Regions from separate parts of the Homo sapiens genome. Here region 2 is linked to region 1. Evidence: chromatin loops called from intact Hi-C (ENCODE). Cell type or tissue: dorsolateral prefrontal cortex. All regions are shown on one strand. Each heading gives the region's core, and the rest is flanking DNA. Links, peaks and the distances in the headings are about the cores only.

Region 1 (5,377 bases), core at 220-5,219:
ATAGTCTAAGATAGGCACTGTTATCATCCCATTCTACAGATGAGGAAATCAGGCTTACCCAGGCTAAGGAATTGCTCAAGGTTACAAGGTTAGGAAGTATTGGAGGCAGGATTTAAATACAGACAAGTTTACTAACTTTAAAGCCAGTACTTTTACCCACAATCCTAATGTACTTCATTTAACTTCTTCAGGCTTCAGGGTTCCTATGTATGAAATAGAGATTATCCCTATTTTCACTCTTGTCCCTCCAGTATTCTCTACACAGTAGATAGAAAGATAGCAGCCATTTGAACTGGGCTCAGCTTCCAGGGGCATGACATAAAATTAATGTCTGCAGTCAGCCTGTATGGGCTGGTATGGATGTACTCCACAAAATCCTCAGGGAGCTGAGCTTCTTCTAACTCCACACTGTCCGATCCAGAGGGGTGACCCTTGTCTTCATAGTCCAATATAGCAGCTGGTCTATCAACCGTCACATCTGCATTCTAGGCAGAGGATGAAGAACAAAGTAAAGAAGGAAAAGGTCAAAACCACCTATCTTTTAAGCATGACTTTTGAATTACCCCATCACACTTCCACTGGTCCATTGGCCAGACTTAGTGTTACGGCTATACCTGCCTGCAGGGAAGGCTGGGAAATATAGTCTTTATTCTGTGATGCCATGCATCCAGCTAAAATTGTGGGTTTTCTATCATGAAGGAAGGAAGGAATGGTTACTAGGGATAGTGCACAGTGTCTGCAAGAGGAACCCTTTCAAAATGTAAGTCAGATCATGTTACTCTGCTGAAAACTGGGTAAAGCCTTCCCACTCGCTCAGGCTGAAAGCCAACGTCTTTGCAGTGTCCAACAAGGCCTTCCATGCCTTGTTCTCAAGAGTCATTGCTTCCTTTCTGGCTGGGCCCTTCCTCTCATCTGGACCCTTTGTTCCTTAAGTCTCTGCTCAAACACCACTTCATCGGGACCACCCTACAGAAAACAGTATCCACTCCCCTATGACTCTCTGTACCCTTTACCTGGCTTTATTTTTGTTTTCTACTTTTATCCCCACCTTATCCCATCTGACATAGTCTATATTTGTTCAATTTGCTTATTGTCTATTTTCCTACTAGAATAGAAGCTCAGTGAGAGCTACAACCTCATCTGTTTTTTTCACTGCTTTATATCACAGGGCCTAGAACAGTGGCAGGCACACCGTAGACATCCAATAGACAAGAGTTGAATAGATGAATAAATGATTGAATAAATTCTTGCTTTCTCCAACTTCCAAAATTTGGGAGAGGATGAATGGAAGTTTCCAATTTCAAAGAGCCTTGAGAACAGGAGGAGTCAAATATAAATTATTATTAGCTGTCTTTTGATGTCCTCCCATTTGTAAACGTCCTCTGTTAACTGTGAAGAATAATGCAAATGCGATTGGCCATTATTGTTTTGAAGTAAGGCTCAGTGGGATAGAATTTCCAGTCATTTCTTCCCAAAGGGCCAGAACTGTTTATTTTAAATCCGTTTCTTCCCTGCCTTCAGTTTTGAATGAACATGGCTTTGCTGCTCATAGTTTCCTAATATGTCACTTTGATGGTTTATTTCACCTTAAGTAGCATGGAATTGAAGTCTGAGACTGTATCAGGCTGATTTCAGGTCTCTTTTGCTTCCCTTTGTGCCATCGCAGTAGGGGAGAATTGTCAAGCTGTGCTTGGCCAAGTTAAATGAGGAGACCAGATGGTCAGAAAGAAAGGAATTTTGGTTCAGGTTTAGGAGGAGAAAAGCTGGGGGCAAAACTCCTGCATAGTTTTTGACCTAAAGATCAAAACACTCAGCACTGGGGGTACATTGTTGAATGCTGGGGGACCCCAGCAAAGGTTTGCAATGTAGGAGCTCCTTTTGGTTTTACTCTCCTAGGACTTTCTGCCAAAACTTCAAAATGCTTTTGCTGTGCTGGAGTTTTGGTTATATGGGACTTTTAGTTTTCAGAGAACATTGATTTATGTTAAACACAACAAAAAGGAAAAAAAAAAACGGGAGGTAAAGGAGTCACTTCTGGCTTTTGCTTTTAGCAGGCAATTTTAAGAAAAAAGAAAACAAAATCCAAAACAGGCGGAAGAAAGGATGGAAGGAAACAAAGCAGCGATATAGAAGGCAATTTTTAAGATCTCTATCCCCCAACACAGAAAAGGCAGCTGGTGCAGAAACCCAGAAGCTGTTCCAAGTTGCATTGCAAAGTGGCATCGTGAGCTGTCTGGCACTGAGACAGGATGAGGAGGCAAGAGATAGAAAGTCAGGCAGGAGAAGGTGGCAGGGGTCCAGGCAGGAAGCAGTCTGAGTGTGAACAAGTGTCTTCGTGGTAGGGACAGATGGGAAAAGAGAAATTAGAGAAAATACTGCTGAGAAAGGAAGAGCCTGACTTCTTAACATCCTCTGATAAAGCATTTCATCGCAGCTGGTGTTCAGCAGTCCTTGTTTTTAATATGCTGACTGCTGCGCTCAATATAAAATGGCAAGGCTTCTGCTCTGTGGCCTCAAAGCTTAAATGTTACCCCAAAAGAATAAACATAAGACACTGTTCTAGGAGTATCAGAATGCCAGGGTTGCCAGGGTTGACTGAGCTTGCCCAGGTTTTATTCTGATTGTCTCTAGCGTGCCTTGGTGACCTAATAGCAATGTGGCATGTCTATAGCTGAGATGATAAGCCACTTTCACGTCACCTTCCTCATTTAAGCATTGTAACCACTGTGTGGCATGAAAGTGGAATGAATTCTTACGGTCACCATTACAAAGATGAGAGGACTGAGGCTCACCGAGGTTGGATGGCTTGCCCTCATTTGTAAAAGTGAGATTAGTATCTGGTTTTCTGTCTCCTAATGTTTGCCTTTTCTTTATTTACCAGAGTTAGTTATCAATGCTGACTGAGTGTGCACTCTCCTAGACACCATGGGGAGAGGCAGAAGAGGAAACCAGATATGATCCTTCTTCTTGGGACTCTCCTGACCTAGGAAAAGAGACAGATGAATGCAGATAACTGAGTCTATATACAGAGACTGCCACAAGCTCACACTTTACTGAATGTTCAGACCTAGTCATACATCCTAAGGGCATTGTTGGAAGCTTCTGGAACTAAGTCTCTGGGGATTTGAATCAACTCAGAAGACTGACTCATTCACTTGGCTGTGGAGGCTGTTCCAGATATTAGGAGCTATGTATGTGGAGCCCCGGATTTGGGCCAAAAGATGCATTTGACTGGAGAGAAGGGATTGAGATTTGAGCAGTTGTTGGACAACACAGAAATGAAACAGCCGTAGCAAACTTGCCTGCCGTGATTTCTCTGCTGAGATAATGGGACTTTTCAGACTCCCTGTAACTGAGATCTAGATAAAAAGAGACGTCTGGAAAAAAACTGGTCCCAATTGTCGCTTGGCTTTGCTTTCATAACTATCTGAGTGTGGCATATGTCAGACTTTGAAATGCTGGGTCTCTTGGAAATACAAATACCATCTGGGTCTGGATAATTCCCAGAAACCTAGGCTACTCAGTAGGAAATGAGGAGCTGGAAACATAATACCGAGACCAGGGGCTTGTCCTTGGGCCACCCTGTCTCGTGTCCTGGACACAGTCACATGACTCGTACAGAAAATGTCACTGGGAAGACACCATAAGGCTCATCTTTTCACGACACAGTGACCTCTGTTATGGACATCTTGATTTCTCTTTGAGAAGCCATCCCTCCCCCAGTGTGTATAGTCTAGCAGCCAAGTCCGCCTTGCCTCTGGCCAAGGGCAGCCTGAAACTCAAACAGGGCCCATCCCTTATCCCTGGATGGAAATCTTGAGCAGAGTGCCTGACGGGACTGAAGATGGCTGAAATTCCAGCAAGCAGACAGTGGTTCTCTGAAGAGGCTCCCCTCCGCCCACACCCATGAGTGTCTGCTCCCCAGATGCTCCAATCCTACTTCTCCAGCTTTACCTTCTGTTCCATAAGCTGCTTCATTTTCTTTCTCCAAATCCCTCTTTTGCTGGTTGGACAAAGATTGTTTCTGTTGCCTGCAATCAAATAACCCAAAAGGATGAACAGGTGAAATCATAAACATACTTTTAAGTGCCTGGAATATGCCTGCTTCTGTCCATCTTTCAACCCACTTGCATCAGAAGCCCCCTTGGAGGATGAGAGCCTGTCCTGTGAACCATGGTGGTTCAGAGTGGAACACAGCAGAGTGTGGAACACCAGGAATTTAGAGCAATCAGTGAAATATGATGTAGGCCTCTATGTCAGAAAAATTACTAATAAGCAGTTGATTATTAGTAATCAATAATAGCCTTCCCATTTTATATCGAGCACAGCAGTCAGCATGTTAAAAACAAGGACTGCTGGACACCAGCTGCGATGAAATGCTTTATCAGAGGACGGCCCTTGATGTCTATGTCCATTTGCAAGTGCGGCATTAATTACAAGGCTGGTTTAAGTATAATCAGTAAGTTTATATGCTGGATGCTCAAGATGATTTCTGGCTAAACATGGAATTTCTATTTCTATTTTCCTTATGTTAAAAGCCGGAACAGCAAAATGTATTCCTAATGTCACTATTATGACATTTACATCCCGAAAAGTTGCAGTAACTGATCAATACAATAGTGGAATGCCTGGAAACCTGTTCCTTTTTTGCTAAAAAAAGGAGGGCACTTTTTATGTCTTTGATGTGAAGTTCATGTTCTTTGACAGTGATTGATGGAATATGCTACAGAAAAGGCTGATTACATTTTACTAGAGAAGTAAAAAAGAAATGCAGGAGAATCCCACAGCTCTGGGATTGAATGGAAAGCAAAGGAGGAGCTCCTCTAGGGGGCTATGGGATGCCTCTGTGTAGCTATTGAATCTCTGGGGCCATGGATGAGAATTTGCTTGGTCAGTAGGTCAGCATTCAAGAGTATGGGCTGGATGCAGAGTAAACGACCTGCTGAGAGTAATGGCCACTGCTTTACTTCTGTCTTCAAAATCCTGAACAAGCTCCTCTTTTGGCCAACTCTAACCTGGAACCATGCAGATTAGGAAGAGAAAGAGAAGTGGATTGTGAGAAAGATTTTAGCTTGGTCAAGTTGATAACGGGATGATTCAGAAGAATGCAACCCTTATCAACTAGGTATATCTCTTTTTTCCTACATTTATTGTCCAAATAAAGCAAAATCATGCTTTCACCTGCCTGACATGATGCAACTGTCTTTCATACAAATGAAAACAGATTAGCGCTCTCCGAGATAGTAGACACTGTGTCATTTTATGCATTGCTGGATTATGTTTACCTGCACTACTAGCTGAATTACACTCCCCTTTAATATCCTGTAACTTAAATACCAACATATAAGGCTTACCACTTTTATTACATTTTGTATTA
Region 2 (5,377 bases), core at 212-5,211, 81 kb after region 1:
CAATCTATGTGTGAGGCTATGTCAAATTCAGTATATACATCAGGAAAAAAATGTTGCCTGGTAAAGGCCAATAAGCATGTGACATTGTCAGACGCTGGGTCAGCACACTGAATAGTTCAAAGGAGTTATTCCCAGAAGATTTCTCACTTCCTTCCCTCAGTTATTGAATACATTGCCTTAACCTCTACCCTTAGCATCAATCATCTTTGCTTTTTACACATTTTAGAGTAATAAATAGTTCAATCAGTTTCATATATTGGCTTCTCATGTTTTAAAATTTAAAAAATGTTTTCCAATTACAAAGGCAATTCATGTTCACTTATGAAAACATTTTAATAAAAAATGAGAAAAAAAGAAGATGTGTTGAAAATCATTTCTAATTTCACCATCTAGGGGTACCCATTGCTAATATTTTGATAGAAATCCTTCAGATTTTTATAATATGTGTGGAGATATATTATAAATGCTTAATAGAATTACTATATGTAATGTCAGTCTTTCATCATTCTAATTTCCACTTTGGATTTCATCCATCTCTATTTGTTTATCTGAAAACAAAGAGAAGAAGAATGTTTCTATTAAAGTGAAGCCCAGGATGGCAGTGTTTATGTGACTTGAGTTCTTGGCTAAAGCTGTGTTAGCAAGTGTACATCCTGTGTACAGAGAGGAAGGTGTGTGTGGACTTTAAACCATTCCCCAGGTATGGTTCCATGGCTTTTCCAGCCTAGCTCATTCTTATTTCTTTCTCCCTCTTGTCCTCACTCTTGGCAGTTTCTTCTCTGGTGGCCTGCTAAGAGTTACAAGTTCATTAGCAGCATCAACTCAAAGAGAGATCAAATCTGTGGAGACCCTTGCTCTTTGAGCACCTTGCCTGCAGCCCTTAAGCTGACATGCACTGCAGATGGCCCGAGCTGGGTGGAGGGCATACTGTACAGAAGGAGGATACAAGCCAAGGACATTGTGTTCTGTCTCTAATCAAACCCCATTAAGTGGCAAATTCCTCTATTCAAAAGTTTTCATAGGATGGTACTTTCAAAAGAACTCCAGCTGGTTAAACTTAGGGCCTGAAATAAATCCAGTCTAATAATTCGATCTGGCTCTGGGCCTGCCACATCCTTTCGATGGAAGAACTCAATGCATTTTCATTCATTAGGGGCCTCCTCTCAATGTTGACTCAGAGGTAGGCCACAAAATTCTTTGCTTGTGTTGGCCTTGAGAGGACTGGGTCACTTAATGAAACAAGTAGCTTCCAGTGTGTCCCTGGCTGTTAACGCAACCTCCTCATGCTTGCTGGTGCATTTTCAGAGCTTGATTGTGCAAGAAATATTGCTATTTTTGTAAATGGTTTGGCCTCTGCAGTCATTAACCTGGCATTTCTCCCCCGTGGAGGGGAAACATCATGTGTCCATTGATTCCTTCTTTTGTTTGTAAGCTGTTTGCAAAAGAAAGCCCTCAAAAAAAGTCCTTTCTCCCTGCATCTTGTCATTAGTACCAACATGGAATTTCTTCTAGTTACTTTTATCAACTTACTAAGTAATATTTTTCAGAATATTTAGCAGTATTTTCCTGGTTCTTTCAAGTCTCTTGGCTGCTGGAGTACATCGCTAGTCCTTGATCCTTTTATTGCTTAGTTCCATTCACAATTACAAGTCAGCAAATGTTTCAGAAATGCCTTCAGTGGGCAGAGACTCTGCCAGGTACTTGGGGTGAAGGGAGGTAGAAAGAAATTTCCAATTTCACAGATTAAAAAGTTGACCACACCAAGCCCTTCCTCCACTCCTCTAGGCTGAATCCTTGGCCCCCTCCTACACTTGTACCTTGATTATGATCCTTAGTGATCTCCTTCTAGGAGCTGGGTATGGCAGGCTTTCCATGTAGTAATCTCAAGCCTCCCAACTTAACAGCAAAATAGTACATTTTGATGCCATGATTACATACAGAGGGCCCAGACTAAAAATGGATAGGTTCAAATCCAAGCTCTACAATGTTTCCCAGTTACATAAATTTGTTGTGCCGCAGTTAACCCCTTTGGAAACTATAATAGCCCCTTCCTCACAGGGGCATTGTGAGGATTAAATGACATAAGGAATGTCAGGCCTCAGTGCACTTGGGACACCTAGAAGACTCATCATCAATTTTGCTATTTATTGTTGTTGTTGTTAGTGATGTGTTAAAACAGGAAAATTTAATGAATGTTTGGGATTGCAGAGCAGGAAGGTGGCTGGCCACTCCCCCAGCCCCAGAAGGCCCTGGAAGCTGGCTGGGGATAGAATTAAGAACACAGCTGAAATTAAAACCAACGGTCCCTTTTCTGCCCTCATGTCCCCCGGCTTTCTCTCAGTTTCTTGTCATTTTCCTGAAACCTCAATGGCCTGGAAAATGAGACCACGAAGGAGATCAGGGTGAGGAAGAGGGAGAGGCCACAAGGACCCCAAGTTGGAGGGAGAATGTTAATAGAAATGGTCTCTGCAGGTTGAGTCCGTCAAGCTCGGTGTGTTTGTATTAACTCCATGAATGCTTCTAAGTCAGCTTGCCATACAATTGCTAGCCTGCTCTATTAGAAGGGGGCTTTCCTGATGTTGACTTCAATTCTCTAGGCCATAGAAGTCAGGAAAGCTAAAAATGGAAACTGGCCAATCATTCATCCCCCAGGGCTGGGACCTCAGCGCTTTCTCGTCGGCTCTTCCTCTTTCACAGGGAACCACAAGGAGAAAAATCTAATCAGATTGCTGCATTCCAAAATTTGCTCAGGAGCGATAAAAATAAACTCCAAGCATCCACATATTTGATCAATTTACTTTTATCCTTTAATCGAATAAGCCTCAGCCCTGCAATCAGGAAGAAAAACATTTCGCTAAGCATTTCATTTCTCCAGTGATTCATCTAGCAGTGGTCTCAAAGTTGACAGGATGAGAATAAGGTATTTAATGCTGAAATAATTTTTATGACCACATCACAAGAGGCTGGAATGGCTTTTAAGGTACATCATATTTTAATCACAAGCACACATACAACATACATTGCTCAAAAACTTTGGAAAAGATTGAATTGGAATACCAGAATCATAATATCATTATCAAGAAAAGGAGGGCTGGCTTTTTTTTTTTTTTTCAGTCTATAATTCCTTCTGTGTTTTTGGTTGGCCTGACAGACTTGGAAGAAAACTGTTTTAGAAAGAAAGTAACAAAAAGTACATCCAAAAGGAGGTTTCAAATCAGCAGATGCCCACACATGTTAAAATTGGCAATCTCGCTGTTTTGTGTACTCATGAGCTGGAGGGAAGGCCTCCTTCGAAGCATCAGAAAGATACCCAGAAGGCAGAGACATCTGCAGAAGGCTGGGACATTTCAGGGACCAGACACATAGCCACTGTCTCCCGCTAGCCTGTTCCAGGCTCCATACCCCTATTTTCAGTGGAAGGAGGGAAATAAAACTGTCACTGTGGCATCTACTGCTAAGGCTCAGGTCACCCTCTTTTTAAAAGCTGCCACTTAGGTCCAGGGACCCAGGAAGAACAAGGCAAAAAGAAGTGGGTAAGAGAAGAAGGAAAGGTACTAAGAGTGGGAAGGCTAATAAGAGTTGTTGGTAGTCGGTTTTTTTGTTTTTTTGTTTTTTTGTTTTTGTTTTTGTTTTTTGTTTGTTTGTTTTGTTTTTTGAGACAGTCTTGCTCTGATCGTGCACCATGATCTCAGCTCACTACAACCTCCGCCTCCTGATTTCAAGCAATTGTCATGCTTCAGCCTCCTGAGTAGCTGGGACTACAGGCGCCCGCCACCACACCCAGTTAATTTTTGTATTTTTAGTAGAGACGGTGTTTTACCATGTTCACCAGGTGGATGGATTGCTTGAGGCTATTAAGAGTTTTGGAGACAGGATGATGTGGTGGGAAAACCAAACCACAAGAGCAAAAGAGAGAGAAGAGGGAGGTCCCAAGCTTTGGAACTAGAGAAACTTGGGCTCAAATCCTAAATCTGCTATTTCTCTTGGTGTGATCTTGAATCAGTTACTTAACCTGTCTGAGTTTCTGCTTCACAATTGAATAACAAGGGAATCACATCTAATGTACTAGCTTATCATGAGCATTAGTGAAAGCTCTTAGGACAGTACCTGAAATATAATAAGTACATAATAGTTTTCATATTTCTTCTTGCCCTTCAACCCCTTCAAAGGTAAGGAAACAGAATAGAGTGTGTCACTCAATTAAAATATTGTCCCTCATCTCTGAAACCCCTCCGTGGTTCACCACTGTCTACAAAATGGAGTGCCAACTTCCTGGCAAAGCCTGCCAGCTGCACAATCGCACAATCTGGCTCCAGGCTGGTATAATTAGATACCTCCCCTCCTGCACGCATCTGGGTACCTTACACCCCATTCACCACCAGACCATTTTGTTCTCTCACTTCTTTGCTCTTACTTATGTTGGTTTCAGCTTGGGATTCCAAACTCTACTTATTTGCTCATGGAAATCCTACATTCTGTCTGCCTTCCCTTCTCCTTTATTGAGCAACCACAGTATGCCAGCACTGTGCTGGGAGGCAGAAACGAAGAGAAACACGACTGGGCTTGATCTGAGAGACTTTTCAAAGACTAGTTTTAATATGATCAAGGGAACAATGAAATCTGCTGGAAGAATGTGGAGGGTATGGAGAACGGACACAAAAAGGAGGTAGCAATTGAGCTGGGCTATGAAGGTTTTGTAGAAGTCTTTTCAGAAGGGAGAAGGCAGAGGGGCAGTGGTAGCAAAGACAATGAAAATGACAATATTTTGAGGGAGTGAAATCCTAAATTATGCTCTGTAGCTGGAGGAAAATCGAGTGGGGAAGAACCAACAGGAGGGAATGGCTGGGAGGTGGTACAGGTGGTGTGTGTTAGTCCATTTTTGCATTGCCTTATAGGAATAGCTGAGGCTGGGTAATGTATAAAGAAAAGAGGCTTAATTGGCTTAGGGTTCTGCAGGGTTTTTAAAACGTGTGGTGCCAGCATCTGCTCGGCTTCTGGGGAGGCCTCAGTCAGGAAATTTCCAATCATGGCAGAAGTCGAAGTGGGAGCAGGAAGGTCATATGGGGAGAGCTGGAGCAAGAGAGAAGGAGTAAGAGAGAGAAGGGGAAGGTTCCCAGACTCCTTTAAACAACCAGATCTTGCATGAACTAATGGAGCAATAACTAAATTGTGAGCAGGGGAATGATACTAGACCATTCATGAGGGATTTGCTTCCATGATCAAATCACCTACACCCAGGCACCACCTCCCAACACTGGGAAGCACGTTGCAACAGGAAATTTGGAGGGGCCAAACATCCTAAACCATATTGTGGTGCACACAACCCTAAGCTGGCGACATGCACTATCTTATGACATGCACCACAAGCTCTGCCCAC

What was found. A loop is a pair of places that touch in the nucleus more often than their neighbours do. Peaks named below come from ENCODE experiments on the same cell type or tissue, not always from the same donor. Only the 100,000 strongest peaks of a DNase experiment are listed, where the experiment ranks them.
Region 2: it touches region 1 in a loop (7-fold over the local background); 2 of 110 quality-filtered maps call a loop at or near these places.

The regions. Positions count from the first base shown.
Region 1 is chr12:105,738,875-105,744,251 of GRCh38, forward strand. It overlaps CASC18 (cancer susceptibility 18), which reads left to right. Exons shown (of 5, transcript NR_110109.1): 5 at 2,882-5,189. It overlaps LOC107984435 (a long non-coding RNA gene), which reads right to left. Exons shown (of 4, transcript XR_001749305.2): 3 at 3,955-4,031; 4 at 2,903-2,983. Among named protein-coding and RNA genes, the nearest start is that of CASC18, 37 kb to the left of the region's middle. RefSeq lists enhancers at 1,104-1,715, 1,716-2,326. In dorsolateral prefrontal cortex, for the core only: no CTCF peak of the experiment used is centred there; a DNase peak (open chromatin) is centred at 2,267; H3K4me3 peaks cover 716 bases; H3K27ac peaks cover 4,613 bases.
Region 2 is chr12:105,819,674-105,825,050 of GRCh38, forward strand. No RefSeq gene overlaps it. Among named protein-coding and RNA genes, the nearest start is that of CASC18, 120 kb to the left of the region's middle. In dorsolateral prefrontal cortex, for the core only: no CTCF peak of the experiment used is centred there; a DNase peak (open chromatin) is centred at 3,309; H3K27ac peaks cover 4,619 bases.